Linked DNA regions of Homo sapiens: region 2 is linked to region 1. Evidence: chromatin loops called from intact Hi-C (ENCODE). Cell type or tissue: lower leg skin. All regions are shown on one strand. Links, peaks and the distances in the headings refer to the core of each region. The heading gives the core; the rest is flanking DNA. Region 1 holds the start of LINC00668 (long intergenic non-protein coding RNA 668). Region 2 has its middle 54 kb from the start of LRRC30.

Region 1 (10,441 bases), core at 1,401-9,400:
ATGTTAAAGTGAGTTTTTGTAACATAGCAGAAACTCTGTGACATTTAACATGCCCTATCCTACAAATTCGAGGACAGATTATCTTAAAACAAAGTCCTGTTTGTGATCGCTCCCAAGATAGTGTCTTGTATTTCTTTGTAGGTGAGTTTGCTCTCAAACTTCGCCCTCGCAGCACCTGTCATTGCAATTCCTATCAACTGCTCTGGGCCTGAGAATGAAAATTTATTCATTCATGAAAATTATTCTAACTTGGGTATTTTGGAGCTAGTGTGCTTTTTGGCTGCTAATACAATGTTATACCAAGTCCTACTTCATTAATCATTGTAAGATTTAAGGAAAAGATGAGACAAATTCCGTGAGCCACTAAGTTAGACACAGAGGATACCCATGCTTTGGTCTTAGGAAACAGCCCCAGGTGTTGACATTTGTTAGAAAAAATGCAGGGTGGTAGATTACAATCAAAGGGGAAAATACTCTGTGGTGCACAGCCACTGACACTTTAAGAGAAATGTAAAATGTTCAACTTCCCCACTTCTTTAGGGCCTTATTGAAGCTATTCAGAAAGAGAGAAGAGATGGAAAGAGAGAAGAGGAGGGTGAGATTTGTAGATTTCCAGAGATGAAGAGATGACAGACATCGAGGGATGTGAAACACTATCTCTTCAGGCTGACTCTACTTTTATTAGGCTGTTCTTGCATTGCTATAAAGGAATACTTGAGCCTGGGTAATTTATAAAGAAAAAAAGTTGAATTGGCACACGGTTCTGCAAGTTGTACAAGCATGGCACCAACAACTGCTTGGCTTCTGGTGAGGGCCTCAAGAAGCTTACAATGGTGGTGGAAGGTGAAGTTGTGGCGGTGCGGGGGGCAGGCACATCACGTGGAGAGAATGGGAGAAAGAGAGATAGAGAAGGCGGATGTCCAACTCTTTCAAACAACCAGATCTCAACCAAGAATGAACTGAGCGAGAACTCATCACCAAGGGGGGGGTGAGAAACCATTCATGAGGGATCCACCCCCATGATCCCATCACCTCCCACCAGGCCCCACCTCCAACACTGGGAATCGCATTTCAGCTTGAGATTTGGAAAGGACAAACATCCAAAACACATAATCAGTCATCATTCCTATACTATAGCAACCATAAATATTGCATCTTATTCAGCAATTCCAATTGGAAATATTTAGTACCACTACCCACAAAAGTTTCTTTGTACTTATTTACGAGTCCTGATGTTTTTGTTAGAAAAACATTGCCACCTGTTTTTACCCAGCCAGGTCTCAGCCTAAGTGCCACTGGGTCCAGTTTCTCTCATCTTCTGAGCAGTTGGCCTAAAGTGACCCTATGTTTTCCTTTTTTCTTTCTCCTCTTCCTCTTCCACACCAGTGCAAACAAACCTCCAGCCCTCGCTTGACGGTCCTACATTGTTTCAACCAGGCAAGCATGGCACATTTCATACCTAAAGATTCCAATCCACAAATGGATTTTCTTGTCATTACTGTATGACAGCCAATAAAAAATCCAGGTAAAACATTAGAGATAGATGATAAAAGGACTGACTGCATATGAAATTCCTTTAAGCACCTTTAAGAAGAAATCATGTTTAAAACGGAGATGAGCAAAGGAGAGCATTTTTATCTTTCCATTTGGGTCATGCAGAGCTGTAACCAAACCATAAGCTGGAAATGTGGGGCCCAGATCAATGTACTGAAAAGCAATAATAATGAAAATAATTCTTTACGTTTCTGGAGTTTCAGGGGTATAGAAAGAGTTCTAGAATTTTCACAAGTGCTCTTACATAGACCATCTCATTTTGCCATGATGATCCTGTGCAGCCGGCAGAGCAGGTGTGGGTATAGAGCACCAGCCCCTGTATCAGGTGCTAAGGATCCGATCCTAAGCTGAACAGGCATTTGCCCACCCTCACAGGGAGTGGAGTAAGTGAGATATAGATTAAGTTTTAAAAATGTATCAAAACTATATGTGGGGGACAAAACACAGCAGACATCTGGTACACATGGCTGCAGGGGTAACAGCTGCCAGGAGCCAAAGAAGACCTCAGCCCGAGCTGGGGTGCCTGGCTGTGGAAGTGGTGGTTCTTGGGGCGGGCAGAGTAGACCCGCTGCGAAGGGGTGGGGCCGTGGAGCCGGAAGAGAGAACGGCGGGGGCGGGGCCAGACGCAGTTGGCGTGTCTGTTGGTGAGGTGGGCGGGGTCAGCCTGCGGTGGAGGGGAAGGGCCCTAGAGCCGTGGGGAGAGGCAGCCCGTGGCCTGGAGCAGTGGTTGGTGACCTTTGGAGTGGCGGTTGGGCGGTTGGGCGGTTGCATGGGGCGGCCTGGGACTCGGGGGCGGGGTCAGTCATATAAGGCTGTGCCCAGCGCTTTTGGAAGCAGTAAGTCCAGCCCGAGGCTAAGGTGAGAGCGTCTGCCGGGACAGTGTGGCTGGACCCACGTGGCAGGTGCGAGGCAGGGTCACTGCGGATGGGAGAGAAGGCGTAGAGGCCTCAGGCCTTGTGGGGTGTCACCTAGAGATGCCCCAGGAGGGCTGGGGGGCCGGGGTGTTTCCAGTGAAGCCAGTTGGCATCCTGGCCGCTCTCTCCGAGTGGAAGGCAGAGGGAAATAATTGTATTCACGCAGGGTGGATCGGGCGGAGGCCGTCAAGCTAGCCGGAAGGGGCTGTGCTGTCAACCAGCGAGCGCAGGTGGCCTGGTGTAGACCCCGGGAGGCTGGGCGGGGACGCTGGGCGGGGACCTGGTTGAGGACCTGGGCGGGGACACTGGGTGGAAACCCTGGGTGGGCACGCTGGGCGGGGACTCTACAGGGCTCTCCCTCTGGGTAGTCACATTCACTTGTTGAGTTGGGTGTCCATCTCCTCTGCATGTGGATTTTACTGACTTCTTATAATTGTCCTTGGTAGAAATCAGTGATAGTTTATTCAGAACTGGGGATGAGCTCAGCATAGCTGACACAGGCTGAAAATAATTCCTATAGTTAAGAGAGCTGAGGAATTTCCCCAGTCCATGCTCGGAGAGTTAGTTTGCTGAATTGGTGGCTTTCTGAAAGCCTCTGCTCTTCTGGCATGTCTGTCGTCATAAGACAATATTTCTGCCTGTGGTACATATACCTCTGTGGGATCCTTAGGTGAGAGAGGAGTGGCATATGATGGAGGGTTCTGAGAGCATCAGTATGTCTGCCTCTGCTGATTGGCTTTTACCATTTTTATTTTGAGGAGGTGTTAACCACCGAAGGGAGGTAGAATGTTTTTCCCCACCAGAGGAGGCAGCGACCACGTCTCCTCTATGGAGGCATTCAAGAGCCGTCCAGCTGAAGCAGCATCACTGTCTGAGGTAAATACCTGGGGTTCACCATCTTGCACCAAGAAGATTAAAGACATGGACACATGTGAGTGGGTTGAGGAGCGGAAATTTTAATAGGCTGAAGAAAGGAGAGAGGAGAGCAGCTTTCTCTCTCTTTCTAGAGAGAGGCATCCAAAAGGGAAAAAGCCGGCCTGAGGTGGACCACAGCAGACTTGATAGGCAGGCTTGAGGAGGCGGCGTCTGATTTACACAGGGCCCACAGATTGGTCTGATCAGGTGTGACGTTTACATAGCGCTCGGGGAAGGCTGGTCGTCCCACCCTAATCTTATTAAACAAATGGGCTTTCTACTTGGCCAGTACCATCTTGTCTGCTCCTTACTATACACGCGGGTGGCAAAGACAGGAGAAGATGGAGCCACCGTTTTGAACGTGTCTATTCCCAGGTAACCTTTCTCTGTTGGCACAACCACCAGTATTAGCCTATGCAAGCTTCCAGCTTGCTTGTCTGTGCCTGCAGCTTGATTTTACAGGTTGTTCTTTGTTAGAAAAGAAAATGATTTGGGGCATTCCTTTTAATGCTTTTCATTAAAAGGAAAACCTTACCAAGGACTTCCTTATTCTGTCTGCCTAAATAATTTATTTTTAACTCTTCTATCACAGCTCGGAAGGCACAATCCACATAGGTCTGCATGGTCCACCGAGCTGCATACCCACGGGGCCAGCGGGAGGTGGGCAGCTGCTGGGCTCTCTTCTGAAGCAGGTGAGTATGGAGTCCCCTGTTTGTCTGCAAAGAAACAGACTGCAGACATTGCTGCAGTCATGGTCTCGGCAACGTCATCCCTGATCTAGTGGAAGGCCAAGGTCTCTTTCTAGCAACTACATAAGTAGAGATGGAGGAGAACACAAAACAGGAAGACAATTTTTCCTTTTTCTCTCATTTTGGGCCTCTTTTAATTACGAATGCTGACCTTTGTCAGGGAATCATTTTTAAGAAACCTTTCCTTCGTGGGGAGGAAAGTTATGCAGGTGGTTTATCCCAACCTGATTTCTTGACCCAAGTTACTGGGCGAGTTTTCTCGCCTGCATTGAATGCTGAGCCACACGGGAAGGAGAAGATTGTGCTTTCGCTCTACTTATTGTAATGGGAGCATTATTTTCTGATGGTTGTAAGACATTTGTCAAGCGATACAACCTACCCAATTAGGAGACTATCTGAAGAATCATAGCAATATTCAAAAGCTCCTCTCTAGTCTCCAAATGTAATGTAAACTTTTTTTTCTTTTCTTTTTTTACAGACAGGATCTCACTCTGTTGCTGAGGCTGGATCACAGCTCCCTGCAACCTTGAACTCTCCCTCAAGCAATTCTCCCCACTCTGCCTTCCAAAGCACTAGCATTATAGGCCTAAGCCACCACTCCCATCCACTGTAGTGTAAACTGTCTCCTTCAATGTTTCCAATAGTTGCGGAGCAGATCAGATAAGGGTTCTTCCTGTCTGTTGCTTCAAGTTTCATTCTCTCTTTAAACAATACAAGGTTGGCTTCCATGGTTCCTTCTTAAAGAATGTTGAAGGTGTGTCTTCAGATTCATTTAGTGTTCGTGGAACCCCAGGGAAAGCTGATGTAAAAACCTCTTTTTTCTCCCATATGTCTCAAAAAGTTGTATTTTCTGGGTCCAAGGGATCTGCAAGCCTCCTAAAGGCATTTCCATTGTCACTACCACCAGGTGTGAACTGTAATCTGGCACGTATAGTTCCAAGAACTGTCATAATAGATGCTGAAGAAACATTGTGAAGTTAACTCGCTGTTACCAACTGTGAAGTCATTAGCTAGAGGAATCTTGGGCGGTCTGAAATCTGAGATACTGTGGAAAGAACAGAAAGATCCTGTATCTTTCCTATAATTGTTCTACTGGAAGTTGTCATTTTACACAGGAGACATTCTGTTTTATTTATTTTCTTTTGAGACAGGGTCTCACTCTGTCGCCCAGGCTGGAGTGCAGTGTTGTTACCACAGGTCACTGGTGCCTCCACTGCCTGAGGACTGCTCAAGCAATCCTCCTGCCTCAGTCCCCTGAGGAGCTGGGGCCACAGGCCTGCACCACCATGCCTGGCTAATTATTTTTATTTGTAGAGACAAAGTCTATCTTGCCTAGGCTGATCTCGAACTCCTGGGCTCAAGTAATCCTCCCGCGGTGGCTTCTCAAAGTGCTTGGGATTACAGATGTAAGCTACCATGCCCGGCCTCACAGGAGACATTTTTGATGTCCCTCTTGACAGTCTACAAAAGTCTACAAATCTTTTTTTTTTTTTTTTTGAGACAGGGTCTTGCTCTGTCACCCAGTCTGGAATGCAGTGGTGCCATCATAGCTCACTACAGCCTGAGCTGTACTGAGCTCGAGGGATCTTCCCGTCTCCGCCTCCTAAGCAGCTGGGACTACAGGTACTTGCCCCCAGGCCCAGATAATTTATTTAAAAACTTTTTTTGTAGAGACAGGGTCTCACTATGTTGCCCAGGCTGGTCTCAAACTCCTGGCCTCAAACAATCCTCTACCTCAACCCCCCTAAGTGCTGGCATTACAGGCATCAGCTGCCATGCCTGGCTACAAATCTTAATGTTTTCCCCATGGCTTCTTTTTCTGGCGTTCTTTTCTCAGGTAATGGAAGTGGGCAGAGAATGATCCTTTCCCTAGGCTCCAGTGTGTAAGAATTAAAGAAAGAGGAAAGAAACACAATGGCTTGATGGTCGAGGACAGGTTTATTTTAAAGAAAACAAACCCAAGAGTGGCTTCTGGCTGAGTTAGATCAGAGGCATGCTCTCTTACAGACTAAGAGTTTTTAAGGATTCAGGGTGGGAGAGTTTATCAGAGGCTTGGACTGCTTCTGTGTCTCTTTAGGTGTGCTTATCTGGGAGGGAGTTGTGTGTCTGTTTCCATACATCTTCCTGCAGCTGCAGGCATACCCCCAGGTCTGCTTTTAGCTTCCCTATCTTAGTGCACCTGAAGGGAAAGAATGTGCTTATTAAGGCCCACTGTTATACTGGGGCCCAATGTATGAGGGTGAAGTTTGGCAATTACCCAAGAGACTTTCCCCCCACCTCCCTCTGTGCCTGAGCTGTCTCATCTATGTTTTACTGTCTGCTCTTTCTGTCTGCTTGTTGTTAGAAGAGAAGTGATTTTCTTGAAATGCATGAGGCTGGAAAGGGAGCTGGCACTTAAAGTGGCGGTGTTTGTCCGAGAGGATGGTGCTCCTGCTCTGTCACAGTGGGCATGGGGATTCAGGCCACTGCCACCGAATTTCAAGAGCCCAAGCACAGAGCCCAGAACTAAATTGTGAGGGTTTAAAAAAAAAAAAAGCTTTATTGAAGTATAATTGACATACAATAAACTTGAATATTTAAAGTGTACAATTTATGCGTTTGGGCATTTGTATATACCCCTGCAACCATCAGCACACTGAAGATAAGGAATATACCCATTACCCCTGAAAATTTCCCCATGCCCTTTGGAGCCCCTCCCTTCAACCCCTCAAATACTTAATGCGCTTTTTCCCGAAAGGCAAGAAGAAAGCTTCCCTACACATTTATCAAGGCTGTTATAATCCTGACTCCCAAACAAGGTAAGGAAATTGTTAGACACTTAGAGAACACTTTCAACTATTGTATTCAGATGTTAAAATCCTCAGTAAAATTCCCATAACAGTTAATTGAACAAACCAATTATGCAAAAACATACAATCAACTATAATTGCACCCTATAGACTCCCCTTTTTATTCTCTAATGTGTTATATTCCACTAAATCTTTCTTCATCTTGCCAGTTTTTCTTCTAATTTCCCTGCAGCTATAATTTTGGCTGATGCTATAGTTTGAATATTTGACCCTCCAAACCTCATGTTGAAATTTAGTCCCCAGTGTTGGAGGTGGGGCCTGGTGGAAGGTGTTTGGGTCATGGGGGTGGATCACTCATGAACGGCTTGGTGCTGTTCTCATGGCAATGAGTGAGTTCTCACATAATCAGTTCCCTCCAGAGCTGGTTATTAAAGAGAGCCTGGCATCTCCCCTCTGTCTCTCTTGCTTCCTGTCTCATCATGTAATGTCTGCACACACTGGCTCCCCTTCTGCCATGAGTGGAAACTCCTGGAAGCCCTCACCAGAAGTAGATGCTGTTGCCAGCAGAACCACGAGTCAAATAAACCTATTTTTATAAATTACCCAGCCTCAGGTATTCCTTTAGAGCAACACATATGGACTAAGACAGTGATGTTCTCAATTTACCCTGACATTGCATGCAGGCCGGCTGTTTCCTCTTAAGTTCCCGGAGTGGGAATGTGTTCCGGACAAAGGATGCTAGTGAGTGGCAGTCCCCTACATTTCAGAAGGAGCAGAACAATGAAAGAAGGAAGTTGTATTCAATTACAATTTCTTTAGGCCTTTCTAAAGTTTGTCAACCCCTTGAATAAGTCCATAGAAGTACCACAAGTGGGCCAGGAGTAACTTCATTTTGTGTCAAAGACAAAGACTTCTTGGACCTGGAGAATAGGGTCCAACAAATAGGCCTTCTACAATAAGGCATTCCTTTCCCATTTGGTCTGTCCATGCAGCTGTCTTAACATGATTCATGCTATTTAGGAGTGATACATGATTAAATGTTGAACATTCATCAACAGATATTTATCAATTGTTACCTTTCACCTGGACTGGATGTTGAGGTGAAAATGGAGAGAGTGCTTTATTAAAATTGCAAGGATCAAGAGGCATATGTGTTTTTAACCTTAAAACACTACAAAATGAAGGGCTAACTTGTACAGTGGGATGGAGTGAATGATATGGGCATCTGTTAAGATGCCATCTGTAACCAGGCTCTGCAGAATGTGTGCTGGCAGCCTTTGTGGTAGAGCAGCCCAGTTCACAAAGTGCTGTCACTGTGGGGATGAGACTGTGGGGATGGGTGGGTGGTGAAGGCATGGCAGATCTAACCTCTTGACTGAAGCAGAGGGACCCTGCTGTGCAGCAATGGGAGAGGAAAAAGGACAAAGTAGGTTGGGCCTGATCATGGAGAGCCCAGGGGAATTACCCCATGCCCATTTCCAGTCGGCCCCTGCTCCAAGCGACCCACTTTTCTAATGTATATCTCCATAGATTAGTTTTTCCTGCTGTTGAATTTCATGTAAGTGGAATCATGCATTGTTAAAGAAAAATTATTCATGACACTCATTAAAGATGATAAGGCAGATTTTAACATGGGGGACCTCCATAATGGGGTTTTGCAGTAGGGAAGAAAGGTTTGGCTCCACTCTGAACACAACAAGGACAACTGGGGGTTTCTAGCCAAGGAGCAGGGTGGGGCTCAGTGGATGGAAAGTTACTAAGAGGAAACATCAAAGCTAGGGAGGTTTTTGTTAGAGGAGCTCAACAGGATCTTTGCTCAAGGCAGGCCAGTATGGGAAGATATGAAGAGTGGGGGGTGTGGAATTTGATCAGATAACAATGGTGGGGGATTTTCGATAAACTGACCCAACAAGATTGTAACTCACCTAAATGAACCAAGGACAGTCTAAAGTTTAAGCTTTGAGGGCTTAGAGGGCCTCACTGGAGTTAGGTCAAAGAAAACCTTTGTCAGTATGGACTCATGTTTGACTTTTTGCATGCAACATGTTTTTGAAATTCATATTGTTGCATGTGCTCTAAATTCATTTTATTTTATTGTTGAGTAGTACTCCGTTATATGAATTAACCAAGTGTATTTAACCCTTTTCCAAGTTTTGTGTGTTATGAATAAAACTTCAGTGGACATTCTTGCACAAGTATTTGTGTGGATGTGTTTTAATTTCTCTTGGGTAATATCTTAGGAGTTGATTTCTAGGTTATAGGGTAGGTACATGGTTATGTTTATACTATATTGCCAGTTTTCCAAAGTAGTTCTGCTACTTTATACTCCCAACAGCAATGTATGAGAACGCCAGTTGTTGTATTCCTTGCCAACACTTGGTATTATGTCTCTTTTTAATGTTGAGCATGGTTTTTTTTTTTTTTTTTTTTTTTCTGGAGACCGAGTCTCGCTCTGTCACCCAGGCTGGAGTGCAGTGGTGCAATCTCGGCTCACTGCAACCTCTGCCTCCCGGATTGAAGTGATTCTCCTGCCTCGGCCTCCCAAGTAGCTGGGACTACAGGCACCCACCACCACGCCCAGCTAATTTTTTGTGTTTTTAGTAGAGACGAGGTTTCACCATGTTAGCCAAGATGGTCTTGATCTCCTGACCTTGTGATGCACCTGCCTCAGCCTCCCAAAGTGCTGGGATTACAGGCATGAGCCACCGTGCCCAGCCAATGTTGAGTATTCTTGTGGTTGCATAGTGCTATCACCTGGTGGTTTAATTTGCATTTCTCTGATGACTGATGATGTTGAGTATCTTTTTATGCATGTTGTCTATTTCTATACTTTTGTGAAGTGTTCAAGTCTTTTGTCCATTAAAAAATTATCTTTTTAAAATCAGTGATTTGTTAGAGTTCTTTACATATTCTGTGAATTATACACACACACACACACAAACACACACATTCTTCACCTAATCTATAGCTTTCCTTTAACAGTTTATTGACTGAGCAAAAATATTAAATTGTATGGATCCAATTTATCAATGATTTCCTTCTATGGCTAAGGTTTTTGTGGTCCTATTGTAGTGACACAGAACTGTGTGGTAGAGAAGCCTGTTTCCAATGTCTAAGGAAATGGAGCTCAGGACTATAGCAAAGCTCACTGCTATGCAGTGATAGAAATGTTATGCAAATGCAGAGCAACTACCGAAAATGAGCTGTATGTGTTATATAACATAAAAGGTCATAAATAAGATGTCATTGCCTGGAAGACTATGCAAGTGATTGTTAGTTGGCAAAATTCAGATAAATTTTTCAAAGGTGTCCCCTCCCATGTATCCCTTTCCAACTTCTTTCTGGTCAGAGAAGGTGTAATTTACTGCTGGGAAGAAGAGAGAAATGTGTCTAATAGAGCCTCCAGCTTCCCTGGAGCTCCTGATTCTTTTCCATCTGCTGTGTGCTTTGCTGTCAAACAACATTTTGTAGATGTCTTTGGAACTGAGATAATGCCAGCAGGGTTCCAAGTTGATCTAGT
Region 2 (10,441 bases), core at 978-8,977, 250 kb before region 1:
TGTAAGTTGGATTCCTACGAATTTTATTCTCTTTGTAGCAATTGTGAATGGAAGTTCACTCATGATTTGGCTCTCTGTCTGTTATTGGTGTATAGGAATGCTTGTGATTTTTGCACATTGATTTTGTACCCTGAGACTTTGCTGAAGTTGCTTATCAGCTTAAGGAGGTTTTGGTCTGAGACGATGGGGTTTTCTAAATATACAATCATGTCACCTGCAAACAGGGACAATTTGACTTCCTCTTTTCCTAATTGAATACCCTTTATTTTTTTCTCTTGCCTGATTGCCCTGGCCAGAACTTCCAACAGTATGTGGAGTAGGAATGGTGAGAGAGGGCATCCCTGTCTTGCGCCGGTTTTCAAAGGGAATGCTTCCAGTTTTTGCCCATTCAGTATGATACTGGCTGTGGGTCTGTCATAAATAGCTCTTATTATTTTGAGATATGCTCCATCAATACCTAGTTTATTGAGAATTTTTAGCATGAAGTGCTGTTGAATTTTGTCAAATGCCTTTTCTACAACTACTGAGATAATCATGTGGTTTTTATCGTTGGTTCTGTTTATGCGACAGATTATATTTATTGATTTGCGTTTGTTGAACCACCCTTGCAACCCAGGGAAGAAGCCGACTTGATCGTGGTGGATGAGCTTTTTGATGTGCTGCTGGATTCGGTTTGCCAGTATTTTATTGAGGATTTTTGCATTGATGTTCATCAGGGATATTGGTCTAAAATTATCTCTTTTTGTTGTGTCTCTGCCAGGCTTTGGTATCAGGATGATGCTGGCCTCATAAAATGAGTTAGGGAGGATTCTCTCTTTTTCTATTGATTGGAGTGGTTTCAGAAGGAATGGTACTAGCTCCTGTTTATACCTCTGGTAGAATTCGACTGTGAATCCATCTGGTTCTGGACTTTTTTTGGTTGGTAGGCTATTAAGTATTGCCTCAATTTCAGAGCCTGTTATTGGTCTATTCGGAGATTCAACTTCTTCCTGGTTTAGTCTTAGGGAGGTGTATGTGTCCAGGAATTTATCCATGTCTTCTGATTTTCTAGTTTATTTGCATAGAGGTGTTTATAGTATGCTCTGATGGTAGTTTGTATTTCTGTGGGATTGGTGGTGATATCCCCTTTGTCATTTTTTATTGCATCTATTTGATTCTTCTCTCTTTTCTTCTTTATTAGTCTTGCTAGCGGTCATCTATTTTGTTGATCTTTTCAAAAAACCAGCTCCTGGATTCATTGATTTTTTGAAGGGTTTTTTTTTGTGTCTCTATCTCCTTCAGTTCTGCTCTGATCTTAAGTTATTTCTTGCCTTCTGCTAGCTTTTGAATTTGTTTGCTCTTGCTTCTCTAGCACTTTTAGTTGTGATGTTAGGGTGTCGGTTTTAGATCTTTCTTGCTTTTTCTTGTGGGCATTTAGTGCTATAAATTTCCCTCTACACACTGCTTTAAATGTGTCCCAGAGATACTGGTATGTTGTGTCTTTGTTCTCATTGGTTTCAAAGAACATCTTTATTTCTGCCTTCATTTCGTTATTTACCCAGTAGTCATTCAGGAGCAGGTTGTTCAGTTTCCATGTAGTTCTGCGGTTTTGAGTGAGTTTCTGTTTTTTTGTTTGTTTTTGTTTTTGTTTTTTTTGAGATGGAGTCTCACTCTGTCGCCCAGGCTGGAGTGCAGTGGCGCTATCTCGGCTCACTGCAAGCTCCTCCTCCCAGGTTCATGCCATTCTCCTGCCTCAGCCTCCCAAGTACCTGGGACTAGAGGCGCCTGCCACCATGCCTGGCTGATTTTTTTGAATTTTTAGTAGAAACAGGGTTTCACCATGTTAGCCAGGATGGTCTTGATCTCCTGGCCTCATAATCCGCCTGCCTCAGCCTCCCAAATTGCTGGGATTACAGGTGTGAGCCACCGTGCCCGGCCCATCACAGGTAAGTTTTTAAAAACATATGTAGGGAGGGAAAAAGAACAGAATAAAGGAACTAAGGTCTTCCATGAGGCACAGAGGGTTAAGTGGGAGATGGGATTAATTAACTCTCCAGCCGGAGATGGCGAGTGTCTCACATGGCCACATATTTCTGTGGCCAGCACAGGTGCATTTAAAAGGCTTGGGCAGGATAGACAGTCCCAAATAATCACTGCTGGAGGTAGCCAGGACTCCAAATTTGGATCCTATTCCAGAAATTACACACGTTAAGACTTAATTTGTTTTTCATCCATCAGATTCTGCTAATGAAAACTAATTGCCTTGAAACTCATTTTCTACATGTTTGTATCAGAAACTCTGTAGCTAACCCTGAATTATTGGATTTGTATTTCTGCCTGCAAATTCAAACAACTGTGAATGTTTCAGTTTCTGGTTCAATGCTTGATCTTCTCTTTGATCATTTTGTCGGATGCGAAAAATGGTAGGTTAATATTGAATGTTAACCAACTCTCGATGGCTTACATTTCTCAGTTTGCTTTGGTGGTAGCTTGCATCTAATATGGTAAGTGAATGCAGTTAGACTGTGGATGAATAACATTAGCACACGTTCATATTCAGTACTGGTAGAGTCTGAAGACGTGATTTCTCCTCTGTCAAACCTTCTCCACAATCTTTTTTTTTAGACAAAGTCTCACTCTGTCACCAGGCTGGAATACAGTGGTGCGATCTCAGCTCACTGCAACCTCTGCCTCCCGGGTTAAAGTGATTCTCCTGCCTCAGCCTCTCGAGTAGCTGGGACCACAGGCATGCGCCACCACGCCCAGCTAATTTTTGCATTTTTAGTAGAGACAGGGTTTCACCATGTTGGCCAGGATGGTCTCGATCTCTTGACCTTGTGATCCGCCCACCTCAGCCTCCTGAAGTGCTAAGACTAAAGGCGTGAGCCACTGTGCCAGGCCATCAAATCTTTATTGACTTGATTTCTCCATACAACTTGTGTCTCTGAGTAATTTGGCCTTTGGGTCTCTTTCAGTTTAACTTTCAAAGTCTTCTGGGTATATTTTTTCTCTTGTCTCATATTAACTCAGAATTATGCAGAATAATTTTCCATTTAGATGAGTGAGGCAACTAGGAAAGGCAGTAATTGATGTCACAAATGTCTTCTAAGCCTGGTTCAGACTCAGAGAAAGTTTTGAAAAGAAAAATTGGATACGTTTTTCTTTTCTTGGCATTTCATCATTTTCCCCAAACGTATTAATGGCAGTTATTGAGCCATATTTATTAATTTCTCATGAAAATTAAGTTATAATGAGAGGTGACAGAGTGCTGGCAGTCCTCAGAGCCTTCGCTTGCTCTCGGCACCTCCTCTGCCTGGGCTCCCACTTTGGCGGCACTTGAGGAACCCTTCAGCCCACCGTTGCACTGTGGGAGCCCCTTTCTGGGCTGGCCAAGGCCAGAGCCGGCTCCCTCAGCTTGCAGGGAGGTGTGGCGGGAAAGGCGCGAGGGGGAACCAGGGCGGCGTGCGGCGCTCGCGGGCCAGCTGGAGTTCCGGGTGGGCGTGGGCTTGGCGGGCCCCACACTCGGAGCAGCCAGCCGGCCCTGCTGGCCCCGGGCAATGAGGGACTTAGCACCCGGGCCAGTGGCTGCGGAGGGTGCACTGGGTCCCCCAGCAGTGCCGGCCCACTGGCACTGCGCTTGATTTCTCACTGGGCCTTAGCTGCCTTCCCGCGGGGCAGGGCTCGGACCTGCAGCCCGCCATGCCTGAGCCTCCCACCCACTCCATGGGCTCCTGTGCGGCCCGAGCCTCCCCGACGAGCGCCTCCCCCTGCTCCACGGTGCCCAGTCCCATCGACTGCCCAAGGGCTGAGGAGTGCGAGTGCATGGCACAGGACTGGCAGGCAGCTCCACCTGTGGCCCCGGTGGGGGATCCACTGGTTGAAGTCAGCTGGGCTCCTGAGTCTGGTGGGGACGTGGAGAGTCTTTATGTCTAGCTCAGGGATTGTAAACACACCAATCAGCACCCCATGTCTAGCTCAGGGTTTGTGAGTGCACCAATCGACACTCTGTATCTAGCTGCTCTGGTGGGCCCTTGGAGAACCTTTATGTCTAGCTCAGGGATTGTAAATACACCAATCGGCACTCTGTATCTAGCTCAAGGTTTGTAAACACACCAATCAGCACCCTGTGTTTAGCTCAAGGTTTGTGAGTGCACCAATTGACACTCTGTATCTAGCTGCTCTGGTGGGGCCTTGGAGAACCTTCGTGTGGATACTCTGTATCTAACTAATCTGATGGGGAGGTGGAGAACCTTTGTATCTAGCTCAGGGATTGTAAATGCACCAATCAGCACCCTGTCAAAACAGACCACTGGGCTCTACCAATCAGCAGGATGTGGGTGGGGCCAGATAAGAGAATAAAAGCAGGCTGCCCGAGCCAACAGTGGCAACCCACTCGGGTCCTCTTCCACACTGTGGAAGCTTTGTTCTTTCACTCTTTGCAATAAATCTTGCTACTGCTCACTCTTTGGGTCCACACTGCCTTTATGAGCTGTAACACTCACCACAAAGGTCTGCAGCTTCACTCCTGAAGCCAGCGAGACCACGAGCCCAGAGCCCACCGGGAAGAACGAACAACTCCAGATGCGCCGCCTTAAGAGCTGTAACACTCACTACCAAGGTCTGCAGCTTCACTCCTGAGCCAGCGAGACCACAAACCCACCAGAAGGAAGAAACTCCGAACATCAGAAGGAACAAACTCCAGACGCGCCACCTTAAGAGCTGTAACACTCACCGCGAGGGTCCGCAGCTTCATTCTTGAAGTCAGTGAGATCAAGAACCCACCAATTCCGGACACAATAATATTTTGTTCTTACCAGTAGTCTAGCAAAATAAGCTATTCTTTTAATAAACCCTGGAGATTATATTTTGATGTTGAGTGAGTGTTTTAAGATAATTAGATTCACTTTTATCTGTGTTTATTCAGATTTCATTATTTAAATGTATGCATGATAGTATAAAGTCTTTCAGTTACAAAAAGAATAACCAATATGTTATGTAACTTCTTCCTAATTGATAATTAATATTTTCACCTACAGTTTTTTATTCTGCCTGTAAAAATCTGCAATAAAATGAGGTTTAAATCTGAATTTGTGCTCCCTTCACAGGGTTCCTGTTAGCTAGTGTGAGCAGGTACTACCCCCATTATGTCGCTAAGGGGAGCTGTTGGTCCTTCATTACTCAGTAAACCAGTGCTGGCCTCTGCCTGGTCTGTGAAGCTACTTTCTGATTAGGAGTGGTTCATTATCATTTCATACTTGGCACAATTATGAAAGAACTCTGTAAGCGCTTATTCAGAGAGACAGCAAAGCAGCTAGGAAAAAAAAGCTGATAAACTCAATCAGATACCTTGAAAACTTCTGAAGAATATTCAGCTGGCTTACAGCTCATCATCAAATCCTAACAACTTCTCTAACAGAGAAAGTAAAATTATGAAAATTCCATACAAGGAACACATTTCATTAAAGTTGAAAGGGAGAGTAGGTTAAGAGTTACATGATGAATGGCCCCAAAACTGCTTATTAAAGAATAAACGGCCATGAAAATGTTGTCAATCAACAAGGCCTACTTTTTACTTTTTTCTCTTTTTCAATCCAATTCAAAAAATCCTGGTTATACCCAGCCCTCACCAGCCAGGGGGTGTAAGGAAGGTTATATGAATACTGACAGATGAATTTTTGTTGGCTAGATAAACCCGTTTTGTAACTGCAGAATCTCAGCAGCATTTGGATGTCTTCCCCCAATTCTAGAATCTTCTTGGAGCACATCTGCTCTCGGGGTCCCCGTGTTTGCTCCTGCACGCTCCATTTTTTATCAACCTCCTTTTTCCTCAACTCAGTTTCCAGGCCTATCTGTGGGTATCCTCAGTCTCACTTGAAGGTAAGGAGGATGATTTGTCGAAAACGTTTAACTAATGGATTTCTCACTTCTTTCCGCTGGAAGTCACGTCCCATAGCAGTCACTAGACCATTTTGGAAGTGGGGAAGGTAGATCAGAACGAGAAATGTGGGCCGGGCGCGGTGGCTCACGCCTGTAATTCCAGCACTTTGGGATGCTGAGGCAGGCGGATCACCTGAGGTTGGGAATTCAAGACCAGCCTGACCAACATGGAGAAACCCAGTCTCTACTAAAAATACAAAATTAGCTGGGTGTGGTGGCACATACCTGTAATCCCAGCTATTGGGGAGGCTGAGGCAGGAGAATCGCTTGAACCCAGGAGGTGGAGATTGCGGTGAGCCGAGATCACGCCATTGCACTCCAGCCTGGGCAACAAGAGCAAAACTCTGTCTCAAAAAAAAAAAAAAAAAGAAAGAAAAAGAAAGAAAGAGAAATGTGGCCGGGCATGGTGGTTCACACCTGTAATCCCAGCATTTTGGAAGACCAAGGCAGGCGGATGGCTTGAGCCTAGGCATTTGAGACCAGCCTGGGCAACATGGTGAAACCCCTTCTCTACCAAAAGTACAAAAAGGAACCTGGCACAAGCCTGTAGTCCCAGCTACTCGGGAGGCTGAGGCGGGAGGATTGCTTGAGCCTGGGAGGTTGAGGCTGCAGTGAGCCATGATGGCACCATTGCACTCCAGCCTGGGTGACGGAATGAGATGTTAGCTCAAAGAAAAGAAAAAAGAAAAAGAGAAATGTTAAGAAAACTTCCATCTAGAAAGAGAAAGGAGGGACAATGGGAGCTACTGGCTCGTGCAGGGAACAGGCTGGAGCACGGGGGAGACGGTAGAGAAGAGGTCTGTTAAGGGCTGAACCGTGTTCCCCAACTCATCTGCTGCAGTCCAAACCCCAGTGCCTCAGAATATGGCTGTGTTTGCAGAGGGCTCTTTCAAGAGGGGATCGAGGTAAAATGAAGTCATTAGGGTGGGCCCTGATCCAATCTGACTGATGTCATAAGAAGAGGAAATTTGGACATAGAGACCCACACAGAGGGAAGACCATTGAGGACACAGGGAGAAGACAGCCATCCAAGCCAAGGAGAGACCTCACCAGAACCCAACCCTGCCAACACCTTGGTCTTGGACTTTAGCCTCCAGAACTGAGAGGAAATAAGTTTCTGTCGCTTCAGCCTCCTAGCCCATGATTCTTTGCTATGACACCTGCAGCAGACTGAGACAGGCCTGACTGTCCCTCCTGGCCACCGGGTTGTGGCCTGACTATGAACAGGCTGATGGGCGCTGAGGGCAGAAGCTCCCTTGTCCTGCTTCCCATTGGGATTCTGGGGAGAAAACCTCTTAGCATTCTTGATCCAACATGAGGTTCCTGTTAGTGTGCAATCCGTAGCATCGCTGGGCATGGAAGGACACATCTTCAGCTGCCCACTTCTCCCTCAGCTCCTGGGATGCCCGGCGGGTCCCTAATCCTGGCGTGGGCCACATGGAGGGTCCAGAAGGCCATTCACATGCGGGAGGATGAGCTGAGGGGGACAGTGGTTGCTATGAGGGAAAAACCTGGGCCCCGTAGGCCGACACAGCAGAGCAACTGCCCCGGCTGGGGAGCGCATGGAGTCACAGTTGGCTTCTGCTCTTTGGAGAGGGAGGTGGGGCCAGGCCAGCAGGGAGACACTGGGCCAGCTGACCTAAGAGGGTGGTGGCAGCAGATGGCAGCAGTGATCAATGACCAGGGTGACAGTCACTGTGGCTTAGAAGCCAAGGACACCGAGAGCAGCACAAGTCCCAGCTGCAGAGCCCAGGCTTCCTTGTCCAGGCACCGTTGGAAGACAAGGGAGAGGGTGTGGGTGTGGGGTGCTGAAGGAGGGAGTGTTTTCCTGTCAAAGGCAAATTGCAGCAGATGCAACATTCCCTTCGGGGCACAGGAGGGAAACTGTAGCTTTCCTCGGAATCGGCAACTTCCCATGCAAGGAGCCCAAGGGTGGCACATGCAGCCCTGGATTCCAGGGCCAGCCGCCACTTCTGCTAAACTGCAAAAAAGTCCCAGGTGTCATCTGGGCACCATGCCCAAATGGTGGAATTTCACTGCTGGGAGATGGCATAATCACTTGTCCCTTGTGAAATGTCCCCACGGTCCTTCTTCTTCTTCTTTTTTTTTTTTTCTTTTTTTTTTGACACAGTCTCACTCTGTCTCCCAGGCTGGATTGCAGTGGCGTGATCTCGGCTCACTGCAACCTCCACCTCCCTGGTTCAAGCAATTCCCCTGCCTCAGCCTCCCGAGTAGCTGGGACTACAGGTGCACGCCACCACACCTGGCTAATTTTTTTGTATTTTTAGTAGAGACGGGGTTTCACCATGTAGGCTGCACTGGTCTGGAACTCCTGACCTCAGGCAATCCACCCGCCTCGGCCTCCCAAAGTGCTAGGATTACAGGCGTGAGCCACTGTGCCTGGCCCCCCACTTTTTTTTTAATCTCCCTTTTCTCTTTTCTTTCTGTGTTATCAAATGCTAACTCCCCAAGGTGTCACCGAAACAATCTGTTGATAAGCACACAAAGCCCTGTAGATTCTGACTCTAAGGAAGAAGAGGCAGAGGCAGGAGGACAAAGCTGGCATTTTTATTGAGATGCTGAAGTCTGATTCCAGGTGGGTTTTCCCATTGAATGGGGCCTTGATTAGGCTTGGGTGAGGACCATGTTGTAATAGGTGAGGATTGCGGGATGACACAGCAAACCGGTGATTCTGAGGCAGGGTTAAAAGAGACTTGAGAGGGTTTGATGTTTTGTATTGAAAAGCTGATGGGTCTTTCCAGAAGACGCTGAAAAGATAAAGTTATCTACAGCTCTGTGGCAAGAGTTTTCTGGAATAGTAAACTCATGTTGACGAGGACAAACACGCCAGTGAAGTCACGTTCCTGTAGACAGTGAGCTGTGTGGTGTAGACAGTCCCGGTTCTCAATCTGGTACAAGAAAGCCGTGGTCCAGAGGCAGATGAGGCAGCGTGGCCAAGCAGAGCTGGTCTGCCTGGGCTCTCCAGGGCTCTGTCGCTTATGGCGTGTGAGATTTGGGGATAGTTGCCTCACCTCAAGGCCCGGAAGATAGCAAGTTCTTGCTGTTAATCTTATCAGAATCTATTCTCAGCCCTCAAAGGACTTCAGCATTCATGGAGAAATCAGATGTGCCGCAGGCGTGGCCTGAGAGACCCTGGCTCACCTCCGGGCATATCCTTGGGCAAGCAGGTTGCCGCACGTCCAGCCTCACCGCTGCCCGCCTGCAGTCTCTTCCGTGTGCTTCACAGGGCTGTCATGGAGAGCGCATGCAAAATCACAACGCTCAATTCTGGAGCCCTCTGCTATGAACGGCATCCCTAAGGGGCCTCCCATTCACTCCCCCATCTCTCTTACCTCCCCTTCCCCACCCCGTCTCCATTCCTCTGCCAGTTGCTCCCCTCCCACGCCTCTTCTGTTTCTCCCCTCCCTGCCTGTGCCTCTATTTACCCTTTCTGTGTATGTTTGGTTTCTTTTCAGGGTAAAACCGTTATTCTAGGCCTATGTTTGTCTAGTTTCAGCTGAAGACACCACATATGTTTACCATAGTTTGGCTTTGGCAACAGAGTCCTAGGGTCAGACCCAGGCTAGCTAGCTGTGCAGACGGAGGTAAGGTACCTAATGCTGCGCCATCTGTTTGCACATCTTAACGATGACACAGTGCCTGCTGTGTATAGAGGTGTATTCACGTTGGCCGGCACAGGCAGATGAAGGAATGCTTGACTCACCTCCCAAGGTCTCCCAAGTAAACCACAGGAACTACTTTGTCGGGGGCTTTGGGGTCTGTTGGACTAGCGGGCCAGGCTGTCTGCGTCCCAGTCGTGGCTCCACCCCTCAGGGCCAGGTTAGTGAGGCGCTGAGGAGCTCCACTTGGCACAAAACTTAAGGGGCCACCAAAAAACTTTGTAATCAAGCTGGATAATATCTTCATGCAGTCTTTCTAAAGATCTTATCAGCAAACTACAGCTCACAGGCTGGCCTCCTCTTTTACAAGTCATGTTTTATTTCAGAGCTGAGATTCGGGAAGCTCATATATCCGGCAGGTACCCGGTATTAATGAGGCTGAAGTCTGCATCTAGTGGGGAGACGCATTCTGCCTCCGTGGCCCCTCTGCTCAAGAAGCGTTTGCCATAGGCACTTGATCATCCTGTACTTTGGTTCCCAAAAGCACAGCAACAAGGAGAAGGCCGGCAGTGGGGGCTGGGAGTGAGGGGAGAGGACAAGGCTGAGGATTGTGGCTCTTCCGCCCTGGTAGCCCTGTGTCTCCAGGGTTGTTACCTATCCTGTCTCTTTCTCCTTGCTTTTTGTCCCGTATTTCCAATTCATTTAATAAGCAGTGTGTTTCAAATACTGTACTTTAACCTGTGAGCCTCTCTGTTCCTTGGTGTCTGTGACAGTTTGCCTGGCAGTGAACTTGGAGGCTCCCACTGCTTCAAGGAACTTTCCATAGGAGAGGGGTTTTGGCCTCCTCCCTAATGTTCAATTGATCCGGGACTTTTCTTATTTTGGGTGAGTCTAGATAAACAGGC

Evidence for each region. Peaks named below come from ENCODE experiments on the same cell type or tissue, not always from the same donor. Only the 100,000 strongest peaks of a DNase experiment are listed, where the experiment ranks them.
Region 2: a loop joins it to region 1, with 10 times the contacts of the local background. A loop is called at or near these places in 71 of 110 quality-filtered maps.

The regions. Positions count from the first base shown.
Region 1 is chr18:6,921,754-6,932,194 of GRCh38, reverse strand. LINC00668 (long intergenic non-protein coding RNA 668) reads left to right here and starts at 2,326. Exons shown (of 7, transcript NR_034100.1): 1 at 2,326-2,412; 2 at 3,227-3,344; 3 at 3,976-4,075; 4 at 4,611-5,538; 5 at 5,637-5,755; 6 at 5,970-6,123; 7 at 6,477-6,721. It also overlaps the pseudogene SCML2P1. In lower leg skin, for the core only: no CTCF peak of the experiment used is centred there; no DNase peak of the experiment used is centred there.
Region 2 is chr18:7,172,020-7,182,460 of GRCh38, reverse strand. No RefSeq gene overlaps it. Among named protein-coding and RNA genes, the nearest start is that of LRRC30, 54 kb to the left of the region's middle. In lower leg skin, for the core only: a CTCF peak has its summit at 5,118; no DNase peak of the experiment used is centred there.